Linked DNA regions of Homo sapiens: region 1 is linked to region 2. Evidence: read pairs that join two places in POLR2A ChIA-PET (ENCODE). Cell type or tissue: MCF 10A. All regions are shown on one strand. Links, peaks and the distances in the headings refer to the core of each region. The heading gives the core; the rest is flanking DNA. Region 1 has its middle 35 kb from the start of WDR38. Region 2 overlaps ARPC5L (actin related protein 2/3 complex subunit 5 like).

The links. ChIA-PET counts read pairs that join two places held together with the same protein. Peaks named below come from ENCODE experiments on the same cell type or tissue, not always from the same donor. Only the 100,000 strongest peaks of a DNase experiment are listed, where the experiment ranks them.
Region 1: POLR2A ChIA-PET joins it to region 2 with 10 read pairs; 13 of 35 experiments call an interaction of 5 or more read pairs at or near these places.

What each region holds. Positions count from the first base shown.
Region 1 is chr9:124,815,413-124,820,780 of GRCh38, forward strand. No RefSeq gene overlaps it. Among named protein-coding and RNA genes, the nearest start is that of WDR38, 35 kb to the right of the region's middle. In MCF 10A, for the core only: no CTCF peak of the experiment used is centred there; DNase peaks (open chromatin) are centred at 2,829 and 3,389.
Region 2 is chr9:124,866,489-124,871,856 of GRCh38, forward strand. It overlaps ARPC5L (actin related protein 2/3 complex subunit 5 like), which reads left to right. Exons shown (of 6, transcript NM_030978.3): 3 at 1,940-2,951. The coding sequence starts at 2,803. Among named protein-coding and RNA genes, the nearest start is that of ARPC5L, 7.0 kb to the left of the region's middle. RefSeq lists enhancers at 1,978-2,057, 3,458-3,897, 4,358-4,407 and silencers at 2,358-2,927, 3,188-3,237. In MCF 10A, for the core only: no CTCF peak of the experiment used is centred there; a DNase peak (open chromatin) is centred at 2,633.

The DNA of each region.
Region 1 (5,368 bases), core at 107-5,106, 51 kb before region 2:
AAAAAATTCATGATCAGGCATTGGAAGGAACTGATGGTGTGGAAAAATGAATGGGGTAGGTGGATGGGAGATTAAGTACGCTGTTAGCTGAATGGGAATTGGAGGCCGGGCATGGTGGCTCATGCGCGTAATCCCAGCACTTTGGGAGGCTGAGGTGGGAGGATCACTTGAGACCAGGAGTTCAAGACCATCCTGGGCAACATAGTGAGACCTCCTCTCTACAAAAAATAAACAAAAGTAGCCAGGCGTTGTGGCATGCAAAAAAATAAAAATAAAAAATAAAGAGTTTGTTATGAGAACTGGCATTGTTGCTACACTGCCGATGGAACTAATTGGAGTGGTGAGCTGTGCAGAATCCAACTGAGACTGAAAGCCAGACCCCGCCGAGTGGAGAAGACAAGCCAGGTGTTCCCAAAGGTGTTCAGACACTAGCCTCGGCCCCTTCCCTGCCTTCCTGTGCCAACTGCAGAGAGAGGTGCAGGGTACACTCACTCCTGGGTCAGAGAATGTGGGGCCAAGGGAAAGGTAAGGAAAAAAAAAAAAGAAAAAGAAAAGAAAGGCTGGCAGGGTGCTGTGGCTCACACCTGTAATCCCAGCACTTTGGGAAGCCAAGGCAGGTGGATCACGAGGTCAGGAGATCGAGACCATCCTGGTTAACACGGAGAAACCCTGTCTCTACTAAAAATACAAAAAAAGTAGCCAGGCGTGGTGATGGGCACCTGTAGTCCCAGCTACTCGGGAGGCTGAGGCAGGAGAATGGCATGAACCCGGGAGGCGGAGCTTGCAGTGAGCCGAGCTCGTGCCACTGCACTCCAGCCTGGGCGACAGAGCGAGACTCCGTCTCAAAAAAAAAAAAAAAAAAAAGAATGCTTTCCTAGGAAAAAGAGCGTATCATGGAATTGGGGAGGGGACCTTGGAGGTCGCATAGTCCCATGTGGCCCAAACTGCAGTCATTCACAACCCCTCTTGGTGATTTTTCCCATTTCCCTTTTCCAACTTCAGCATGACTTACTGTTTCTCTTTCAGATGATTCCATTCTTTTCACTAAAATGATTTTAGTAAAATTAAAGGAAACTTTATTTAAAAAATGCTTTTAAACAAATGTTTAAGGAGGAAGATGTATATTACAATAGTAAAAAGAAAGCCAGTGGCAATGACCACAAACTGGGATGCTACATTGACAACAAGCACCACAGTTGCCTTCCAATACAGACTGTATCCACTAGCCCTCAGGCCCCATCGCCCTTCGTTAAAAAGGAAGATTAGAGGCCAGGTGTGGTGGCTCACGCCTGTAATCCCAGCACTTTGGGAGGCTGAGACAGGCGGATCACCTGAGGTCAGGAGTTCGAGACCAGCCTGGTGAACACGGCGAAACCCCGTATCTACTAAAAATACAAAATTTAGCCAGGTGTGGTGGTGCGTGCCTCCCAGCTACTTGGGAGGCTGAGGCAGGAGAATTGCTTGAACCCGGGAGGCGGAGGTTGCAGTGAGCCAAGATTGCGCCACTGCACTCCAGCCTGGGTGACAGACCGAGACTTCATCTCAAAAGAAAAAAAAAAAAAAAAGGAAGATTAGCAAGTGTTTACGGGACGTCAAGGGTACAGTGGACAGAAAGTGGCAGCAAGTGGACACTGTCCTCAATATACTCAGAGAGATGGAATGGATGGAAAGGGAACAGCTCTCTCCCATATGATTCAGGCCCTCACATGGCAGCTTAGAGGAGCTGTCTCAACTACTCATGGGTGGACTTGGATTAAGACCATCTCCACCCCCACATACACAGATGCACAGATGCCCACAGACACACTTGCTCAGCCAGACCTCCCTCCGCAGCCTCCCCCAGTGGGAGGCCAGATTTGGCAGACCTGGGCACTGTCCCTGTAGCCCCTGGCAATGATAGGGGTCCTGCTCTCCATAGACACACCAACCAGAAACATAACAGCAATGCCACTCCACCACTGCAGTGGCCACTGGAGCCACATCCTTCTCACCCTGCACACACCCCTGGGGCTGACTCTAGTCCCATGCAAGCCAAAATGGCTGGGCTTTGGGTGACCTGGATCATGACATCGCTCCTTGAGCCCTTCACCAGCCTGTCCCATCTGCTCCCCACTACCCCATTTTTCCTGGCTTAAGACCCCAGCCAGAGGTCCAGCGTGGTGGCTCACACTGGTAATCCCAGCACTTTGGGGGCCTGAAGCGGGAGGATCACTTAAGCCCAGGAATTTTTAGATCAGCCTGGGCAACACAGTAAGACCCTGTCTCTGCAAAATACTAAAAAATTAGCCAGGCATGGTGGTGCATACCTATAGTCCCAGCTACTCAGGATGCTAAGGTGGGAAGATCACTTGAGCCTGGGAAACAGAGCAAGACTCTGTCTTTTTTTTTTTTTAAAACGGAGTCTTGTTCCGTCCCCCATGCTGGAGTACAGTGGCACGGTCTCAGCTCACTGCACCCTCCGCCTCCTGGGTTCAAGAGATTCTCCTGCCTCAGCCTCCCACATAGCCGGGATTACAGGCACCCACCACCAAGCCTGGCTAATTTTTGTATTTTTAATAGAGAAGGGGTTTCACCACGTTGGCCAGGCTGGTCTTGAACTCCTGACCTCAGGTGATCCACCTGCCTCGGCCTCCCAAAGTGCTGGGATTACAGGCTTGAGCCACCATGCCTGGCCACTAATTACTATTAATTTATGAGTTTACCTGCTTCACATCCATCTCCCCTCTGTGAGCTCTGTGAGAACAGACCTCGTTCCCCACTGTGTCAGCACCCAGGAGATTCTCAACGTATGTCCTCAGATAACCAACTGATGTATGTTGAAACCTTGGGCAAGTTCCTACATGAACTCCTGAGCCAGCCACCCTTGGCTCTGAAGCCATGGCCGCTGCACAAGCTACACTTCTTTCATTTATTTGTGCAGCAATATTTGTTAAGTCAGGTTCCACACAGAAATCTCTAGAATGCCATCTCAGATCATGGAGGCTGGAGAGCAGACAGGATATTAACGGCGACTCTCTTCATCTTGCGGTTCTAGGAAAATGAGAAAACCCATCTTCAGAGAAAAACACCTGCCTAAAAACCCCCACCCCAGTCTGCAACTACAAAAAAAAGCTGTGGCCTTTCTCTTGTCTGTGGCAATAACACTCACAGCACTGGATATGGCAGGCACACGGCTGGCTGTGCCCTGATCCAGTGTTCAAGGCAAGCCTGTGGCCCACAGAGGCTGAGGCCATAGAGCTCTGTGGGCTCGGGGGCTGGACAGGCTTATCTCTGACCTTTATCATCCTGGCGGACAACATCACATGCCAAAAAGAGCAGTCACCGGGCGATTGTGAGTAAGCTCTTAGCCTGAGGCTCAGTGCACGGTGGGCGTTCAGGAAGTGGTGGCCACTGTCAGGGTTGTGACCAGGTGGTTCTCTGCTCAGAGCATCTGCTCTCTGTCCTGGCAGGTCTGCATGTCATGTGCTGTGGGCTGTGCACCATGACACATACCTTCCGTGTGCCAGGCTCAGAAGCACCATGTTCAGCAAGTCCCTTCCCTGCCCTTGAGAGCCTGCTGGGAGCAGGGAAGCCACACTCAACCACACCCTCTCGCTGAGCTTTACTGCTGGAAGAGTGGAGAGCCCGGGGCCTCCATGTGCCTTGCTAAGGAGTGTGGGCTGCTCCCGGAGCCACAGGAGCCATGGGAATCCGCACAGGAGCCACGGAGCGGCCCACACCTCCCAACCAGCTTTGGATCAGGGCAAGGGAGCCTCCCCTGGTCACCTCAGGTGGTACAGTCCTCGAGAGGGCCCTCTCTGCTCTTTAGACTTTTTTCCTGCGACTTCAAGGTTCCAAATCTCCCCGTGGCCAGTGTGGGAAAGGAATGAGTAGGAACCATCTGCAGGAGCTACATCGTCCAAGCCTTTGCTCTAAGCCAGGTGTGGTGCTGATTCTTTATGGCACTATCTCATTGAATCCTCCCAGTAGCCCCATAAAATTGGTACCGTTGCTGCCCACATTTCACAAATGAGGAAACTGAGGCACAGGCTGCTACAGTGTTTAAGGCCACCCACACAGCTGGAAGTGGCTGAGCTGCAGTGCCACCCTCTCAAAAAGCTGCACCAATCGTCCTCGACCTCAGCCCACATAGGCTCATGTCAGAATCACTGGAGAGTTTCAAAAGATGCTGGTGCTCAGACGCCACCCTGGACCATATACCAGTCCGTGGGAGCGAGGACCAAAATTTGGAGGGTTTTATTTAGTTTTATTTATTTGTTTATTTATTTCGAGACAGGGTCTCACTCTGTTGCCCAGGCTGGAGTGCAGTGGTGCAATCATGGCACAATGCAGCCTCTACCTCCCATGCTCAGGCTATGCTCCAGCCTCAGCCTCCCAAGTAGCTGGGGCAACAGGCACACACCACCATTCCCAGCTAAGTTTTTAAAATTTTTTTATAGAGATGAGGTCTCACTATGTTGCCCAGGCTGGTCTCAAACTCCTGACCTCAAGCCATCTTCCTGCTTTAGCCTCCAATGTGCTGGAATTACAGGCATGAGCCATGGTGCCCAGCCGTTTTGGGCGGGTTTTATTTATTTATTTAGAGACGGAGTCTCACTCTGTTACCCACGCTGGAGTGCAGTGGCGAAATCTTGGCTCACTGTAAACTCTGCCTCCTGGGTTGAAGAGATTCTCCTCCCTCAGCCTCCTGAGTAGCTGTGATTACAGGTGCACACCACCACACCCAGCTAATTTTTGTATTTTTAGTAGAGAGGATTTCACCGTGTTGGTCAGGCTGGTCTCGAATTTCTGACCTCATGATTTGCCAGCCTCGGCCTCCCAAAGTGCTGGGGTTACAGGCATGAGCCACCGTGCCCAGCCTAATTTTTGTATTTTTGGTAGAGACAGGATTTCACCATGTTGGCCAGGCTGGTCTCGAATTCCTGACTTCAGGTGTTCCACCCACCCCGGCCTCCCAAAGTGCTGGGATTACAGGCATGAGCCACTGCGCCCGGCCCATTTTGGGTGGGTTTTAAACGCTCCCCAGGAGATTGTGCCATGCATTCCAGGTAGAGGCCCCCTGCCCATCACCCTCCTGGCACTTGGAAGGAGCACCCCGCAGCTGGTGTGGACCCGGCATGGCAGGGCGAATCTGGGGGCTGATGCATGCACCACAAGTCAGAGAAAGAAGAGGTGTATCGGATCCCAGGCTGTACCCAGGAAAGCAACCTCTGGGTTGGCTGCCGCAGAAGAAGAAACCAAGAGAGCAGGCCCTAGCCTGGCGTGATAGCCTTTCCCCCCATGGGGTGTCTTTATGAGTGGGGGTGTTCCCAAGGCACAGAGCACAAAGGCTCCCTCTGGCCCCAGGCAGTGCCCAGACACTGCCCTG
Region 2 (5,368 bases), core at 195-5,194:
AGGTGGGCAGATCACCTGAGGTCAGGAGTTCAACACTAGGCCAGCCAACATGGAGAAACCCCGTTTCTACTAAAAATACAAAATTAGCCAGGCATGGTGGCGCATGCCTGTAATCCCAGCTACTCGGGAGGCTGAGGCAGAATTGCTTGAACCCGGGAGGCAGAGGTTGCGGTGAACTGAGATAGCCCCATTGCAGTCCAGCCTGGGCAATAAGAGCAAAACTCCGTCTCAAAAAAATTAAAAAAAAATTTACCCAGCTTGTTCCCACCATCCTCATTGGCCCCTGCCTGGTTGGGCTACCACTGTCTGTCCCCTGGATGGTTGCTGTCACCATCTAAATCACCTCTCTACTTTGGTTCTCGATCCCAGATGTGTTCTCAATACAGCTGCTTAGAAGGCCCTTTTCAAACAATTCAGACTTCTGATCTATTACTGTTCTGCTCAGAATTTCCAGGGCTGTCCCATTTGAATTAAGACTGAGTCCTTTCCTCGGCCTACAGAGCCCTACTCTCCTCCCAACCCCCACCTCATCTCTCTTCTGTTCCTGGCTGTTTCTCGAATATACTGAGCCCACCCCAACCTCTGAGCCTTCGCTTAGTTGCCTCCTTCATTTCCTTCCAGTCTCTGTCTAGTGTCACCTCCTCAGGGACACCTTTTTTTTTTTTTTTTTTGAGATGGTATCTCACTCCATCGCCCAGGCTGGAGTGCAATGGTGTGATCTCAGCTCACTGCAACCTCTGCCTCCTGGGTTCAAGCGATTCTCCCCGCTCAGCTTCCCGAGTAGCTGGGATTACAGGTGTGCGCCATCATGCCTAGCTAATTGTTGTGTTTTTGTAGAGATGGGTTTTCACCATGTTGGCCAGGCTGGTCTCGAATTCCTGACCTCAGGTGATCTGCCCCCTGGGCCTCCCAAAGTGCTGGGATTACAGGTGTGAGCCACTGCGCCCGGCCAGGACACCTCCTTTGATCACTTTATCTAAGGCACACTCAGGCACTGCATGGTTTTTTTCCCTCTCAACACTGTCAGCCCTGACATCGTATAATATGGATTTTTAAATTGTGTCTCCCTGGCTGGAATGAAAGTCCATGACCATGAGCTGGGACATTATTCCATTTACTAGTTTCTTTGGGGGCTGTTTCTTTACTTGTAAAATGGGCATTTCTGGGTTCAAGTTCCTTCTGACCAGGATGTTCTGGGGATATGAATTTCTGCTGTCTCGTGGCAGACCTGAATCACAAATATTTTTTCCCAGATATGGAACTGTATTGCAGGTGGGCTTTGCATGTTTCCAGGACCCCTGAGACTTTTCTTTTCTTTTCTTTTTTTTTTTTTTTTTTGAGACGGAGTTTTGCTCTTGTCGCTCAGGCTGGAGCGTAATGGCGCGATCTCAGCTCAGTGCAACCTCTACCTACCGGTTTCAAGCGATTCTCCTGCCTCAGCCTCCCGAGTAGCTGGGATTACAGGCATGCGCCAGCACGCCCGGCTAATTTTGTATTTCTAGTAGACACGGGGTTTCAGCATTTTGGTCAGGCTGGTCTCAAACTTCTGACCTCAGGTGATCCGCCCACCTCGGCTCCCAAAGTGCTGAGGATTACAGGCAGAGACTTCTTCACCACTAGTTTCCCACTATGGGAGTCTGTATCCTTACCACCGAAGATAAGGTTGCATCATAGTCTGGCAATATTTTTTTTATCTTTAGACACAGTTCAATGAGAGGTATTCGAAGCAGCAAAAATGAATCACATTCCAACTACTGACTTTTATTAAAAAGAGTACTATTAGATGAAAATAGTTTTCACACTATTATATAAAAAGACCCATTTTACTTACCCTAAGGCTAAGATCAATTAACAGAACCCCTGGGATAACAGCCCAGGCACCAAATCTGGCACCTCAGAGTCGTCCTTGACTTCCCTAAACCGCTTTCCCCCATCTCAGATTCTGAGAATTTGGTTTCTGTCAAGATGTGCCTCTCCAGCCAGGCCTCTCCTGCCAGGACGGTGGCCACAGGGCCATCTCCCTCTCCTGGCGCCCCCAACTGCCTGGCCAAGGTGACTGCTACACACGTGGGGTCGCAGAATCCCTCGAGTCACAACGTCTTCAACGTCTTGTCAGTCCCGTGATCGCACTAAACGTATTTAAAGCCCCCTACTCCTTTAAGAGGGTCACCTCTGTGTACAGGCGGCCTCCTCGTACTAAGTGTGGTGGCGTTCAAGGCTCCGAGACACAGGCGCCTCCCGCGCCACTCCCCGGGCACAGGAACTCCTACTCATCCCTCAGTCATCAGCTCGAAGGTTTCTTCTCCAAGAAGCCTGCCCGGCACTCGAGAAGTAGAGCCGCGAGCCTTCTCCCGGGGGCCCAGCCTTCCCCAGTACCGGCAGGGATCACCCCGGGAGCACGCGCCCGGCCCCGCTGAGGCCAGGGGCTCCTCGGAGGCGCGGGAAAGCCGGGGAACCAGCGCAGTTACGGCACACACGAGGCGGGGCCTGCACAGATGCCGGGCGCCCGATCCTCAGTGACAAAATAGAGACTCCGTGGAAGGGACACTGAGGTGGGGGAGGCTGCGGTGATCCCATACCGCACTCCAGGTGCCAGGCTCCGCCCCGCCCCTGACGGCGCTTCCGGATCCGGCGGGTGCCGGAAGTGGGCGGGCGGCGGCGGCTGCGCGCGGAGGCGGTGGAGGAGGTGCTGGGAGCAGCCGGGCAGCCGCTTCCCGCCCCCGAGCAGGAGCCGGTGCGAGCGGAGCAGAGCCGAGGTCGGGCCGCGAGCGGAGCCGGCTGAGCGGGCGCCGAGCTCCCGCCATGGCCCGGAACACGCTGTCCTCGCGCTTCCGCCGGGTGGACATCGACGAATTTGACGAGAACAAATTTGTGGACGAGCAGGAGGAGGCGGCGGCGGCGGCGGCGGAGCCAGGCCCGGACCCGAGCGAGGTGGACGGGCTCCTGCGGCAATATCCTTCCCTGACGCGGCGTCCGGGCCTGCGCGCGGCCTTCTCACCTTCCCACCTTCCCACCTTCTCGGGCCCTTTCGGGCGGGCCTCCCCTGTCTCCGACCCTTGGCCCCCTCAGGTCAGCCTCCAGCTCCCTGCCGACCCGGCTTCCCTGGGCCGTGCTCCCTTGAGTCCCAGTCTCCCTGGGTCCCTCGTCCCCAGCCCTGGCGCCTTCTTCTGCAGCGCCGTCCCGCAGGCCCCTGGACCCGGTGGACGGGCTCCCTCGGCACCCCCGCAGGTCCCGCGCCCTCTTCCCTCCTTGCCTCCTCGTCCCCTCACGCTGTCCCTTCCTTGGGGCCCCAGCACTCCGTCCCTCCCTTGCAGGAAATCGGGCCTATGGCGGGGCTGGGTCGGCGGCAGGGCGGAGGTGAGCCGCATCTGAGTAACCGAGTGATCGGGGAGGCTGGGGCGCGGTCCTCCGGGGCCCGATTGCTGCATGGCGTGAAGATAGGTGGGTGGACGGCTGTGGGGAAGACAGAACCCAGGAGGGAGTGGAGGCGGCCGCCGTATTTCAGCCCTGGGGTCTGAGATTGTGTCTCTCTTCCCCCAGTCAGTCTAACCCTCCCGCTTAATGCTGAGAAAGGGGGACCCTGTGGTTCCCCTGGACACCTTGGTGGTCTCAGCCACGCTCAACAAGTGAGTCTTGGCTCCCCCCAGTACCCTTCTGGTGCAGGAAGCAGCGGAGAAAACTAGTAGTTCAGAGCTAAGAAAAACCAGACACCTTGAAGCGAAGTGTGAAAGTGGAGCCCCACGCCTGGAAATGACTGTTCTTGTGGCCACAGAAAACAGCATTTAGAAAAGATTAAAAATAGAGGTGATTGTCACAGCCTTGCTTGGTCCTTTAGCAGTATGAGCGCAGGAAACTGACTTATTCTCACCGGAAGGATTTTTCTTTATTCAAATGGTGTTCCAGGAAGCCTGTCCCCTCCCCCCGCACGGGTGGGGGCAGGGTTGGAGGCCCATGCTGTACATAAATCAGGTTCTCGGTGTTGAACCAGTTGACTCAGCTTGGAAAGTGGGGCCTGCTGCTTTAGGGGGAGCCCGGCAGTGCTCCTGAGTGTGCCTTTAAACCGAAAACCTTCAGACTTGATTTGAACAGGAATGTGTTTTCCGAAGTGGAGATTCAAGCTTGTAATTCCTGCCCCATCAGGATCTCCCAATCCACCCTCCTTATGAAATGGGGTCAAGGGAAGGGTCCCCAGGAGGGAAGGTTGGTTGTAGTCTGGTGTAGGGCCTAGTTCATGGACAGTCAGTGCTGAAAGGGGCTCCAGGGTCAGGCCTTTGGCCCAGGACTCTCATTGAACAGATGAGATCAAGCCTGTCAGCTGCTGCCTTGGTCTGGGTGCAGAACCTTGTTGAAGGTCATGTCTTGGGACTCCCCTGCCTGGTGACAGGTTCCTTGAGGCTGCTTAGAGGCCTGGGCTTAGCACATCCAGGGGATGGTCGTTTCTCCATTCATGGCAGCGTCAGAAGCGTCAGAAACCTTGTTACCATGGAGAGTGCTCCACTTGGGGTTGGGGAAAGGGAGGTTAACGGATAAAGGTAACTGAAACCCTGGCAAATACGGGGCCCAGGTGGAGGAGAATGGAACTGATATTTATTGAGTCTCTATCATGTACCAAGAATCGGACTTATATTAGACCATTGAGGACAGGGGAGCAGGGAGAGGGATAGATGGATTGGGGTTGGGGAGGGCAGAGAGGGGCCCTGTCCTGGGGCTGTATAGGGAAGTGTGTGTGGCAGGAGATGACACAGATGGAGTAGAAGGAACCCGGCTGTGCATCTGCGCACACCCTGCACTACCATGCTCTGGCTCTGTGACCTCGGATAGGTCGCATACCCTTTCACAACTCAGCATCTTCTGTTACGTGGCGGACAGCCATGCTGGCTTCCTAGATTCCGTGGGAGCCTCATGGGCTAACATCAGCATCACTGGGCACACAGCAAGTGTCCTGGACATGCAGCTCGGGTCTGCAGATAGAGCGGCAGCATGGGATTGTGGGAGGAGCTTGGGTGTGAGGGCCGTGTAGACAGCTTAGTTTTGTGACCTTGCGCAGGTAATTTCTGTTCTCTGAGCCTCAATTCCATTGCCTTTAAAATGAGATAATGATTATTGTCACAAGGATTTTTGGAATGAGATGGCGTGTGAAAGCACCTGGCACAGGATCCGAGACCTTGTGGCGATTTAAAAGTATGAGTTCCTTTCCCCTTCAGTGAAGCAGCTTCTATACTTCTGGATCAGGGCTCTGTCCAGAGCAGTGGTTGTGAGCGATTTTGCACCCTTCCCCTCCACCCCCAGGAAACTGGAGACATTTTGATGGTTACAGCTTGGGGATGCCACTGGAATCCAGTGGGCAGAGGCCTATGACACACAGCTA